Linked DNA regions of Mus musculus: region 1 is linked to region 2. A link is a contact called in ENCODE Hi-C or POLR2A ChIA-PET data. All regions are on one chromosome and are shown on one strand. The core of a region is the stretch at or near the end of the contact, and the rest is flanking DNA. Distances in the headings are between cores, read along the strand shown.

Region 1 (5,748 bases), core at 3,206-5,705, 49 kb after region 2:
GATCCCAAGCTGCAAGGACCAAGCCTTTCCTTTTTTCACCCTCCGTGTCTGCTCCGGGGGGAAAGCGCCTGGGTCCCAAGCTTCCTGCGCCCCTCCTCCCAGCCCCCAGGCCTGGCTGCGCTCTTGGGCTGGATGGCGTGAAAGTTTCAGCCTCAATCAGTACAATCTTCCCTCGGGGTCACGTGAACAAATATGCTCGCATTTGAAGGCAGCGTCTGTATTTCCCGACTATGAGGGGGTTTCCGGGGCTCTCTCCAAATTCAGAAAGGACCACGTTCCGAAAGCAAAACAAATCCCGAGCTCTGGGGGGCCTGGGAGGGCTGGGCAGGAACCCAGGAGTGGGTGGGGGAGCCAGTGGCCGCCGCTCTGGGCCTGGGAGCGGACCGGCGGGCGGGTGGACCGACCAGCGAGCAGCGCAGGCGAAGCCAGCTTGGGGACTACGAACTCGTTCCTCCAGCGTTTATTGGTAGTTGAACCTCAGCCTGGTTCCGTTCTACCGGGAATTCCGTGTGCTCTGGTATATGGCCGAGTCTGCAAGCGCGCAAGACCAGGGTTGGGACACTGTTGTCTGCAGACAAAGGGGGAAGGCTAGCTCTGCCCCCCACTGGCGCCCACTCTGAGACCGAGGACACCCAGGTTTATGATAAATTGGGATCCAGGTAAGCAATTGCATGACAAAATGGAAATCTTTGGGCACAGGGCTGCTTGCTGCCCTGAGCGGGATACTAAATATGATTTATTTTGTGTAATCTGTGATCTTGATTATTGCCAATTGGTGAGGCAGCCCGCAGACCTACATACACTTCTACATATACATTGAGGACGGTGATTAATCGTAACGAGGTGCGCTTTTATGGGGACATTCCCCGCCTACAAAAGGTTAAGAGGACACTACCTTACCAGGCTTAGAGGGTGGCCGGCAGCACTGGGGGGTGCGGGGGTGTTTAGCAGCTTGAGGACTAGGTTTGTTAAGCGGACTAGGGGCTAGGAGTTAGTATTTTGAGGGTAAATGTGTAGTTATGAGAAAGGACTGAAAATAGAATGAATAAAAGGAGACTTTTTTTTTTTACACTGTCACTGCCAAAGTAAGATGGAACATCATATTAATTCTGTATCTTGGGTGCAGGAGGTTGATTTATCCATATTTAAAATAAACCGTGTGGCCAGCCAGCTCCCTGTATTGTTCTGAGAACCATCTCTGCACACTCAGCCTTTACCTCTTGCTGTTGGCTTCCTATGTTCCCCCATAGGAGTTAAAACGTCTCGGAAATTAAAGACACCCCCCCCCCAAAAAAAACTACCCTGAGGAGTTTGAGAGGGTTCCCCAGTGTATCAGCAGCATAGGCTTTGGCTGTTACAATGATGAACAGATTTAGTGTTTCTGGGTCCTTCTCTCCAAATAACCCTACGTGGTGAAAGCTAAATCATATTGGTTCCTGCATTCCTCATATCCTTTGTTGACTTGTTCCTCGTGGCTCCAGGCTAGAAGTGTAGAAGACAAATATCACAGGTCTTTTTCCCAACCAAGGCAAGCGCGAGTGACCCTGTGAGCAGAAGTGGGCCGAATCTACTAGACTACCCCAGAGACCGGAACCCCAAGTGAGGAGGAGAAGCACTGTCTAAATTTAAGTTGGGACAGTCCCCAGTGGGAGGAGGACTGAGGTCCAAAGTCTTAGCCATCAAAGGGAGCAGGAAAAGTTGTTTTGTCAATCAGCTGCACTGGGCTCCATCAGAATTTGAAGTTGGTGGACATTTTTCTTTGCTCATTGCCTCGGAGCTGCAAGCCTGCCAGCTTAGTCAGCTGAATCCAATTACTGCAAGCAGCATTTCATTTGGCCCCATGGAGCACTCACTTATAACTTCCCCGAAATTTTCAATAATCCCCACCAAGGCTCTACTCTGGTCCTATCCTGAAGAGTTTTCCCTGGGTACTGCTGGTGGGTGGGGTGTGGGGGTATGTCTGGAGTCAGATCTTCCCCAACAGCTAGCGGACAAGATTCCCTTCTGCTTCTGAAGTTTCTGGCTGCGAAAAGTGTGTTGGAACTCAGGCAGGACGAAGTCAGCCGGGTTCAGACCACGACAGGGGGGGGGGGCACTCAAAATCCAAAATTAGGCCAGTCCTGCGTGGCTTGAAGCAGGGCAGGGCAGAAAACGCAGAAGAGAGCTCTGGGGGGTTGCAGGGAGGATGTTTTGCTTGTGACCCAACTGACTTGAGGTCCTTTCCCCTATCCACTTCCCAAGACCCCTGTACCCAGAGCTCAGAGAGCACCCCTCACTATAAAAAGCCCAGGCACGAACTTACCAGGTTCCTCAACGCCTGGAAAGCAAAATTTAGCTAAATGCTAAATTTTGGGACTGCGAGGCTCTTCTTCTCAGGGAGTGATCCTATTTCTAAAGAAACCTTCTAAAAAATAAGTAAAAATGATCAAGCTGCGCAGGTTGATGTCTGCCCGTGCTATTGTATGATATAAAACGGTATGGGGACTGAGGCCACCGGTTTGAGCATCCTGATAACCCCTGCACCTACACTGTGTCACCCTCGGGGAGGGGGTGCACCTACACTGTGTCACCCTCGGGGAGGGGGGGCAGCCAAGAGGGTTGGAACATAGAAAGCAGACAAATGAGGAGTCTTCCCCAACACAGGCCATCTTGGGAAGCTGAAGTCGGGCCGCGAAGTTAGGAGTCCTACCGGGCTGGCATCTCTCTGAGGCGCTTCCGTTGGGTGTTCATTAAGAGGTGACTTATTGCAGCATGAGCCAAAGGTCACTTCAAAGGCTTATGGCTACGCTCTCTCGTCTTTAGAAGCTCCCTGGACGCTTTGTGTGGGGTTTTCCCGGGTGCAGTTTAGTGTTTGCAAACTACTGAGTCGACAAATTGCACAGGGCAGATGCAAGAGAGAGACTGCCTCTCCCTCCTTTCACCTGACCAGAGACCGGCTCGTGCTGAGCAGCCGCAGTGGTGAGCGGTTTGGCTTGGTCTTGGTTTGGGGTTGGAGATAGGGAAGGTTGTTGGCTTCTTACGATATTTATAGTCTAGTCCGGACCCAGAACTAAGCAGCCCAGGCCCAGATTGGTGTGGGCATTCTCTAACAACTTCCAGGAAAGCTAGCTGAGCCAGAGAGATAATGTGCAAATCAGGATATAGCTAGAGCCGAATTTCCAGTTTACCTAACTCCCCGTTTACCCGGACCCTGAGGAGGCAGCTCCAGTAACATCCACCCAGGTGCCCTTGCACATCTACCCTCCTTTCCTGTCCCTCTAACCTGTAAGCTTCCTCCTACCTTATTTTAGGGCTTCTCTGAGAGGGCTGACCCACTTGGCTCACCCCCTGGTCCTTTCCTCATGACCAGGTTCTCTCTCCCCTCCCCCATCCAGCCAAAGATTTTTGCCCTCAAGCTCCCCTGGATCCAACTGTGTCTTCATTCTGCTGGGGCCAAAGCGTCTGGAATAGCTGCAGGCACCACATACAATGGTCACATTGATTATGACACCCTTAAAGAGGGTAAAGGCTCTCCTGGTATGTTTGGAAGACAGAACCAGCTGCTACTGAGTTTTCCATTTTGTTCCAGATCTGCTTCCGCAGAACACCAAAGAAAACTGAAGAGCCTACAAAAAGTGTTAGAGATAAAATTCAAGACAATATACATGCAATATTGTGGTGAGTGGGGGGTGATTTAAATAAACAAATAAATAATTTGCTCTACATTTCCATGCCCACCCCCACCCCCTTAACTCAAGATAGCCATCCCAGGATTCATACATCAAGACATAAAACAAAGGGTGGCTTTGAAGTGGATCACCTCAGTGTGAACTGCTGCCTGTTACATGAGAACCGATCATCGGCCTTCAAATTTATGGCGCTTTAATAGAGTGCGTCCGCTGTCTTAAATGCAGGGTATGCTACAGTACTGAGTTATCCCGGCTAAACAGGAGTGATTTAGAATGGGCGTCCTGGGCTTCCCAAAGGGCAGAAGAGGCTCAGGCTGAGAGGGGTCGGGAGAAAGTGGGCAGTCAATTCTCTTCTCAGCAAACCCGCTGAAGACTGGTTTTCCAGAAGTAGCAAAGCCATCAGAGCAAAGAGTGTCACCGCTCCGTTCTACTGAATTAACAAGAATGCCCAGTAAAAGTCGCCGCCTCCAGGATAAGATCCCTGGGTTATTGGAAGACCCGGGTTAGACAAAATAGGGAGTGGAGGTTAGACCAACTTGAACCTCCAAGAATTTTAAGAGAAACTGACACAACCAGTGTCCCATCACCTCCCACTTCTGCCACCCAAGACTGGCACCGACTGACGGTGGCAGTAAGCTATTCACTACCACAGCCGCGCTTGACACATCCAGAGACTGTGGCCTCCCTCCCAGCCCAAGCCTTCCTCTCCGGCGGCCTTCCCATGGCAGCCGCGGGCGGGCGAGCGAGCGAGCGAGCAAACGCCTGGCATCCATCGAGCCTCCTAGAGTCCGAGACCAGGCGGGCAGCAGGTCTGTGGTCCTCGGCCGGGCTTGCGATCCTCTCTTTCCAACTTGGACTGCCGAGCACAGCTGCTACTAGGCCAGGCTGGCGCCGGCCACTTTATATAATCCCCGCAGCTCGCACGCAGGGTGTGTAAACGGGAAAAGTGCGGAGTAGGGGATTCTTTTGCCGTGCTGCCTCCTACGCGGAGCCTGCTTTCCACTTCTGAAAAGTGCCGGGCCTTGGGAAATGTTTTTCTTTTCATTCCTTACTGAAGCGTTTACTGCTGCCGTGGTCACAGTCATAAATTTTGTTACAAACCACAATGACAGGTGCATTGATATGCACCGTGAGAGCTCCAGCTGCTTAATAACCCTGTCCCCTGGCCGCTGTGAGCGCCTTTTATTTATTCGGTATCATATTAGGTATTGATCTGGGCAGAATTAAGTGCAGTGAGCAAGTATCAGGACTCCGGTGCTTCTGAGGCTAGGCCAGCTGGGCGGGCCGGCATGGCTGGAGAGAGAGTGGTGGGAGCTCTGCGAGGGTGCCTGGTCTTCCTTCCGGTTGGAAACCATTTGGCCCTGTCTTGGGGCCTGCCTTTAGGCCTCCAAATTGAGTTGGGTAACTTCCGGGGACTTTGGAAAATGACTAGCCTGTCTGTTTGGTGACTCTTCTCTAAGAGGTCTAGGGGTGCTCCAGGAGACTGAATGGCTGCACAGTCCCATTCCTCGGGTTGGAGTTTGGGTGGGGGGGGGTGGATGGCCGGAGGAGGAGGAGGAGGAGGAGGAGGAGGAGGAGGAGGAGGAGGAGGAACTAAGCAGAAGGAGAGAGGGCAACAGAGGACTACTCCAAAACAAGAAATCCTGATCATCTGCCCCTCCCCCAACTGCCCCCCCCACCAGCATTTGGGTCTTGGTGCTCAAATGAGCAAAGGTACCAAAGGGTGAGAAAAGAAAGCCTTAAAGGGGGGGGGTGTGATGGAAAAGATGAGCCACTGAACAGTTGACCATTGTCCAAATGATTTATGACCCAGTCCTGCTTTTTAGGTTCAAGCAGAGTTCACAAGGAGTAGGGATTTCTGGAAAGAAATAAACTGGGTTCCCCCCCCCCAGGTTTTATAACAATATTCTCAGGTCACCATGCTTTGGAAGAGGGGCTTCTTTAGGGTTCTGTCTGGTGGGTGCTGCAAAGGCTTTTTATTTTTCTTCCCCCAAAGAGAACAACACAGTTACTACCCTTGCTTGTACAGAAATGGACACCAGGCCATGAAGCAGGTCTGGAAATTCCTTACAACAGTGCA
Region 2 (5,577 bases), core at 2,567-5,066:
GATACTGAGGCGCCAAATTCCTCAGATTCTGAAGTAGAGAGAAAATGCGCCAAGTAGGAAGGAGTCTTTTGTGTCTGTGTAGAGAGGCTCGGCCCTTCTCCATCTCTTAAGCTTATCTCTGTAGATCCTTCCGTAGTAGTCTCCCAATTTGCTTTTCAAAAGTCTTTTCCAATTGCTGCCACAGTGCTCAGTGCAACCCAGATGGGCGCCCTGGGGAGGCAGCTTTTAATTTGTCCCTGTCCACTCTCTGTCCAAAAAGTGACAGAATCCAGAGGCAGCTCACGGCTCTAATTCAGGGAGACCATAGGAACCCATAGGTCCTCTTAGGCCCAGAGCCTCCACCTTACCCTTCTGAAGAAGACAAGAGAGTGAAGATACAAGCCACTTTATTATTATTATTATTATTATTATTACAAATGGTAATTTCTTGCTAAGGCGACCTTTTAGGTTTTTTTCTGTGGAAAAAAAAACTGCCAGGGAGACAGGCGTCTTGGTACAAATATGGGTATCCATCTTTTTTACGATGCAATGTTGACTTATTATTAATATTAACTGCCCTAAAAGATCTAAAGATGACTTTTAAAAAACCACCAACCACTACATTAAACACTCGAAGCAAAATAAAAGTTGGCCTTTAAAGCTACTGCCTTTCCCTTCCATTTGCTTTGTGTCAGCTCTAAGATCTTAAGGCACATTTTCTGTCCTCCCTTCTTACAGTATTTTCATTTTGCTCATGTTTTAAATTCTAGAAATCTAACATATTGACAGTTTTGACCCCGAGGAATCAGTCTGGAAGCAAAAATTCGAAAGAGAAAAAAATAAAATTTTGAGAGAATAGATTCCATTTTTAAGTTGGCATACACATTTCCCCCCTCTGCCTTTGAGTGAAAGTCTATTTAAACTCCAATCTAATACGAGGTGACTTTGAGCTTGAAGCCATGGAACACTGAAACAGAAAGACCCACACAGAGAAAAGGCAGAGCTTGCCTCTCCCACTTCACTGCAGACTTACCAGCTCTGTAAGGAATTGCTTGTTTTTAGACTGGGTGTTTTCTTCGTGTATAAATAAAGATTATGAAAGGGCATTTGATGGGCATAAAATTCCTGATTAGATTGAACAGCTCTGCATTGCTTGGGATTAGGAAAATTTGGCAGTGGAAACCTGGGCAGCTAGCTCTCCTGGCCGAGATGCAAAGCAACACAATGCCTAAGCGCCAAGCTGGCGTCAGGGGGACTGCCGAGAGCTGTGCTGCGGGCACATTGTTCAGCTCTGGGCATATTTAGCTGTAGCTCAGAATTTGATCGCCACAATGTAAAAAGGAAAATTTTGAGGTGCTAATCAGTGGTTGTTAGGTTTGATCAAGATCTTAGCAACTTAGGAACAAAAGTTCTTTTTCCCCCTATGCCTTACTTAACACCCTTCATCCCCTCCCCAGCTTAAAAATAGCCACCCCTGTAGAAAGGTAATGTTTAAATCTCCGGCTCCACCACCGGGGTGCAGCAGCCAGAGCAGTGAGAGGCTCCAGGCTTTAACCTGACAATGATGTTGTATTTGAACAGCTGCGTAAAGGTTTAAAAGGTCTGTCTCATTGCCACCGTGGAGTTTTTTAAAAGGGGTTATTGTTTGGGCGAGGGCACTGAGAGGAGACTAGCCAATCGGTCCCAAGGCCGAAAATAACCTCCAAGCCTGTTTTCATCAGGCCGGGAGAAATTCCTTTAGGGGAGGGAGGGGGACAAAGGACTTTGCTGGGGTGTGAGTGATTTTTTTTTTTTTTTGAAAAGAGCAACTAGGTCCCCCAGAACGCTGAGGGCTCCTTAAAGAGCATCGAACCCCACAGAAATGTTCTGTTGAGGGGAAAACAGATTTATCCACAAGTTCAGTCTCTGGGCCTGAAATCCAAGGCCAGCCCATTCCTGGGCGAATGTGGGAGAAGGGAACACAGATGTCTTTTCCGACTGGGAGCTGGTTCACGGTCACAGTTTCCGGGTCCGTTTTACTTTCTTGATTGCCGGGAACGGGACCCGGAAGGCCGAAGGACGGCTCCCACACACAGGCAGGGCCTCTGGTCCAGGGCAAGTCTTTGGAAATCAAGGTTAAAGCTCCCTGCTGCTGTCCTAAGGCCCCGGGCTTCCGCAAGGCGGCTCGCCGCCTGCAACCAAAGAAGAAGGGAGGAAGTTGTTCAAGTTTCTCATAAAATTCTGAGTTTCCACGGTGGTTGTGGCAGTGGTTGTTCTTTAATGAGCTGGACCACAACCCCAGACCATATCCTCTTTATAAAACTTTCCCTCACCAGAGGAAACGGAAGACTTAGACTCTCCCTCTTTATTCCCTTCTTGCCCAAACAAAACCTTGTCAAAGAATTTTAGGGATCGTCCAAAACTATAAAATTTAACTTCTGACAAAAGTATAGCTTTTAATATTTGACGATTTGTGTTAAAACAAAAATTGACCTTCTTGGTTAGTAGCGGAGGGGAAAAATCAATAGTATAATTTTCAATAATTCATAAAGCAAACGCCATTATGCTAAATCTTAACTATTAATCTTATCCTTTACAAAGTCTCGATTGATTTGTTAATAAAATATCTTCCCGTTTGTGGCAACAGCGGGTATAACTCTTTAAAAACCTTCAGAAGCAAGAAAATTACCAAGTAGCCCAAGAATGTAGATGAGAATTTTATTGATCGCCCTGATTCTTCTTAATATGTATTAATAAATTCCACAACCCCTTGTACCTTGCACTTGTCAGAAACCAATGCTTTTACAAAATCCATAAAAGGAAAACATATTTTTCTTTGCAGAAGATCTAAATGACAAGTTTGCTTTGCTCTCTCCTCTTTTTATTTTTATTTTTTCTTCTGGCCCGGTTTTCTAAAACTTGTGGAGTCCGGGGATCAGAGTTTTCCCTTTTCTTTTGAAAAAAAATTTCTTTTTCCCTTCCTTTCTCTCTGCCCTGTGTTATCAGGGGAAGGAAATCTGGCTTTAGCTGTTTCTGGGAGCCGGAGAGACGCTTTCGCGAATAGGGAACGGCTGGCGAAGGATTATCTCCAAGCTAGGAAGCTCCCAGCGGCCGGTCCTCAAAGGTCAGGGTGTGGTTACTCTCAGAGTCAAGGCTCCAGGAGCTCGTGGGTGCCGATTCCCCCCCCCCCTTAGTTCTAGCAGAAAGATCTAAGGAGGGGGTAGCTACGGGCTGGAACCATCATCCGAGCTTCGGGTTTGCCCAGCTGCGTGGTGGCCTCTCGACCCTCGGGGCCCTATTCGCCAGTGCTTCCCCGACACCTTGGTCCAATCTTTGCACTGAAGATTTTCACACAGCCCCCTTTGGAACCCTAGGGAGGGATGTTTCCGAACTAGAGAAATCGGACTCACCTTCCTGGCTGCCCAGTACTAAATTAACCAGCCCGCGCCCCTATCCCTTCCTGGGAACCGGCCCTCTTGGGCGCGTTCTGCCTGGGTATGTGCAGGGAGAGCGCTTCTGTGAGCAGGCGCCACAGCGCTCTGACTTTCCTCAGTACGCGTGTCCTCCCGGAGGCCCCTCGAATCAAGCCTTTCCTTCCGCTGGCGGGGCCCGGTGGCCGGGTGGGGGACTCGAGTGGGGCAGGCCGGCCGGCCAAACAAGCCCCGGGAGACAGGCTGGCCGGCAGCAGAGCTCTGGGCCGGTTGTCTCCAACGCGCACTATCACAGGCGCTTAGTAGATGTCGCTGTTGTCCGTGCTTACGCGGCCAGCCGGCCGGGCTGGGGAACACGTGACCTGCAAGGAGGCTGCGGCTCAAGGCCATTTTCAAATCTCATTGGCTTGGTTGTCATGTGGTCGGCAGAGGCATCCACAATTACACCGGGAATGTTTTCCTAGCGATGTCAGCCTACAAAGGACACAATCTCTCTTCTTCAAATTCCTCCCCAAAATGTCCTTTCCCAACAGCTCTCCTGCTGCTAATACTTTTTTAGTAGATTCCTTGATCAGTGCCTGCAGGAGTGACAGTTTTTATTCGAGCAGCGCCAGCATGTACATGCCACCACCTAGCGCAGACATGGGGACCTATGGAATGCAAACCTGTGGACTGCTCCCGTCTTTGGCCAAAAGAGAAGTGAACCACCAAAATATGGGTATGAATGTACATCCTTATATACCTCAAGTAGACAGTTGGACAGACCCGAACAGATCTTGTCGAATAGAGCAACCTGTTACACAGCAAGTCCCCACTTGCTCATTCACCGCCAACATTAAAGAAGAATCCAATTGCTGCATGTATTCTGATAAGCGCAACAAACTCATTTCTGCCGAGGTCCCTTCGTACCAGAGGCTGGTCCCCGAGTCTTGTCCTGTTGAGAACCCCGAGGTTCCTGTCCCTGGATATTTTAGACTGAGTCAGACCTACGCCACCGGGAAAACCCAAGAGTACAATAACAGCCCCGAAGGCAGCTCCACTGTCATGCTCCAGCTCAACCCTCGTGGCGCGGCCAAGCCGCAGCTCTCGGCTGCCCAGCTGCAGATGGAAAAGAAGATGAACGAAAGCGCGAGCGGCCAGGAGCCCACTAAAGTCTCCCAAGTGGAGAGCCCCGAGGCCAAAGGCGGCCTTCCAGAAGACAGGAGCTGCCTGGCTGAGGTTTCCGTGTCCAGTCCCGAAGTGCAGGAGAAGGAAAGCAAAGGTCGGTATGAACAGAGTTGCCACCCCAGCGGGGCGTGCAGTCCGGTAAAACCTCGAAAAGGGAGCGCTCGGGTGCCCAGAGCAGAGCCCGGGCAGCGGAGCCCAGAGCCCATACTCCGCAGGTGCTGCTCCACCCGGCTTTTAGAAGGGATATCCCTGCCTTGAAAGGGTCGGGGCTTCTCTCCCGCTGCTCCGGCCAGACCTGGCCCCAAGCTGATGGCGCCTGGGCAGAGGACAGGCTTGCCGGGTTTATCAGTCTTGAGCCAGATCCGAAATACAACAAAAGAGCTAAAAGGAGACCAGCCGTTTGTAAACAGGGCTCCAGTGCCCGCTTTTCTTTGGCTCAGATTTGCAGCCCTAGTTTTTGCCTTGAACCCAGGGATCATTTTAAGGTAGCCTAAGACACCGTGTTTGTGTTCAAGGGTTTGCACCCCGCATCCTGCGATCTAAGAGGGAAAGGAAATGGTTTGGCCTGTTGGTGCTTGGGTGGGGAAGCAGAGGTAACCTTGGCTTTGTCTGGCGAAAGTGCCGCAGGCTTTGCAATCTTCTACAAAGGGGGCAAAGGCGGAGGAGGGGGAGAACAGATCTGCATTGCCCACCTAGGGCTGGGGTAATGCAAAGAACCAGGGATATGGGTTTCTAAGAAGGAATCTTGAGCCCCCACGCCCATTTCTGCAGTCTGTCCCTCACTGTCTACCGGGTGAGCCACAGAGTTACATTTCTGGAGGAAGGCTTTTGTGTGAGAGCAAAGAAAAATTGAGGAAATTCTGGGGGGAAGGGGGGAACTGTAACAATGCCCAGTCAGGGTGGAGAAGGGATCCCTGCTTCCTCATTATCTCTTGAAACAGCCTGCATCCCTATAAACCTGGTTGTGGATCTCCTTGTCTGCCTAGGAGGGGTGGGTAAGAAGCGGCCGACTTGGGGCCCT

The links. Hi-C counts contacts between places; a loop is a spot of excess contacts on that map. ChIA-PET counts read pairs that join two places held with the same protein, here RNA polymerase II (POLR2A).
Region 1: a loop to region 2 is called in a map of ES-E14, with 3 times the contacts of the local background. The contact joins the enhancer-like site here to the promoter of Hoxd10 in region 2. A Hi-C loop is called at or near these places in 7 of 37 maps with a recorded cell type or tissue (ES-E14, T-helper 1 cell, T-helper 2 cell and 2 more). POLR2A ChIA-PET finds 5 or more read pairs at or near these places in 1 of 5 experiments (embryonic stem cell).

What each region holds. Positions count from the first base shown.
Region 1 is chr2:74,736,047-74,741,794 of GRCm38, forward strand. All of the region lies in intron 1 of Hoxd3 (homeobox D3), which reads left to right. Among named protein-coding and RNA genes, the nearest start is that of Mir10b, 13 kb to the left of the region's middle. Within about 2 kb of position 4,456, at least 1 of the 3 ENCODE cell types and tissues checked has a DNase peak (open chromatin) inside an H3K27ac peak, as active enhancers do.
Region 2 is chr2:74,688,075-74,693,651 of GRCm38, forward strand. It overlaps Hoxd10 (homeobox D10), which reads left to right and starts at 3,817. Exons shown (of 2, transcript NM_013554.5): 1 at 3,817-4,650. The coding sequence starts at 3,906.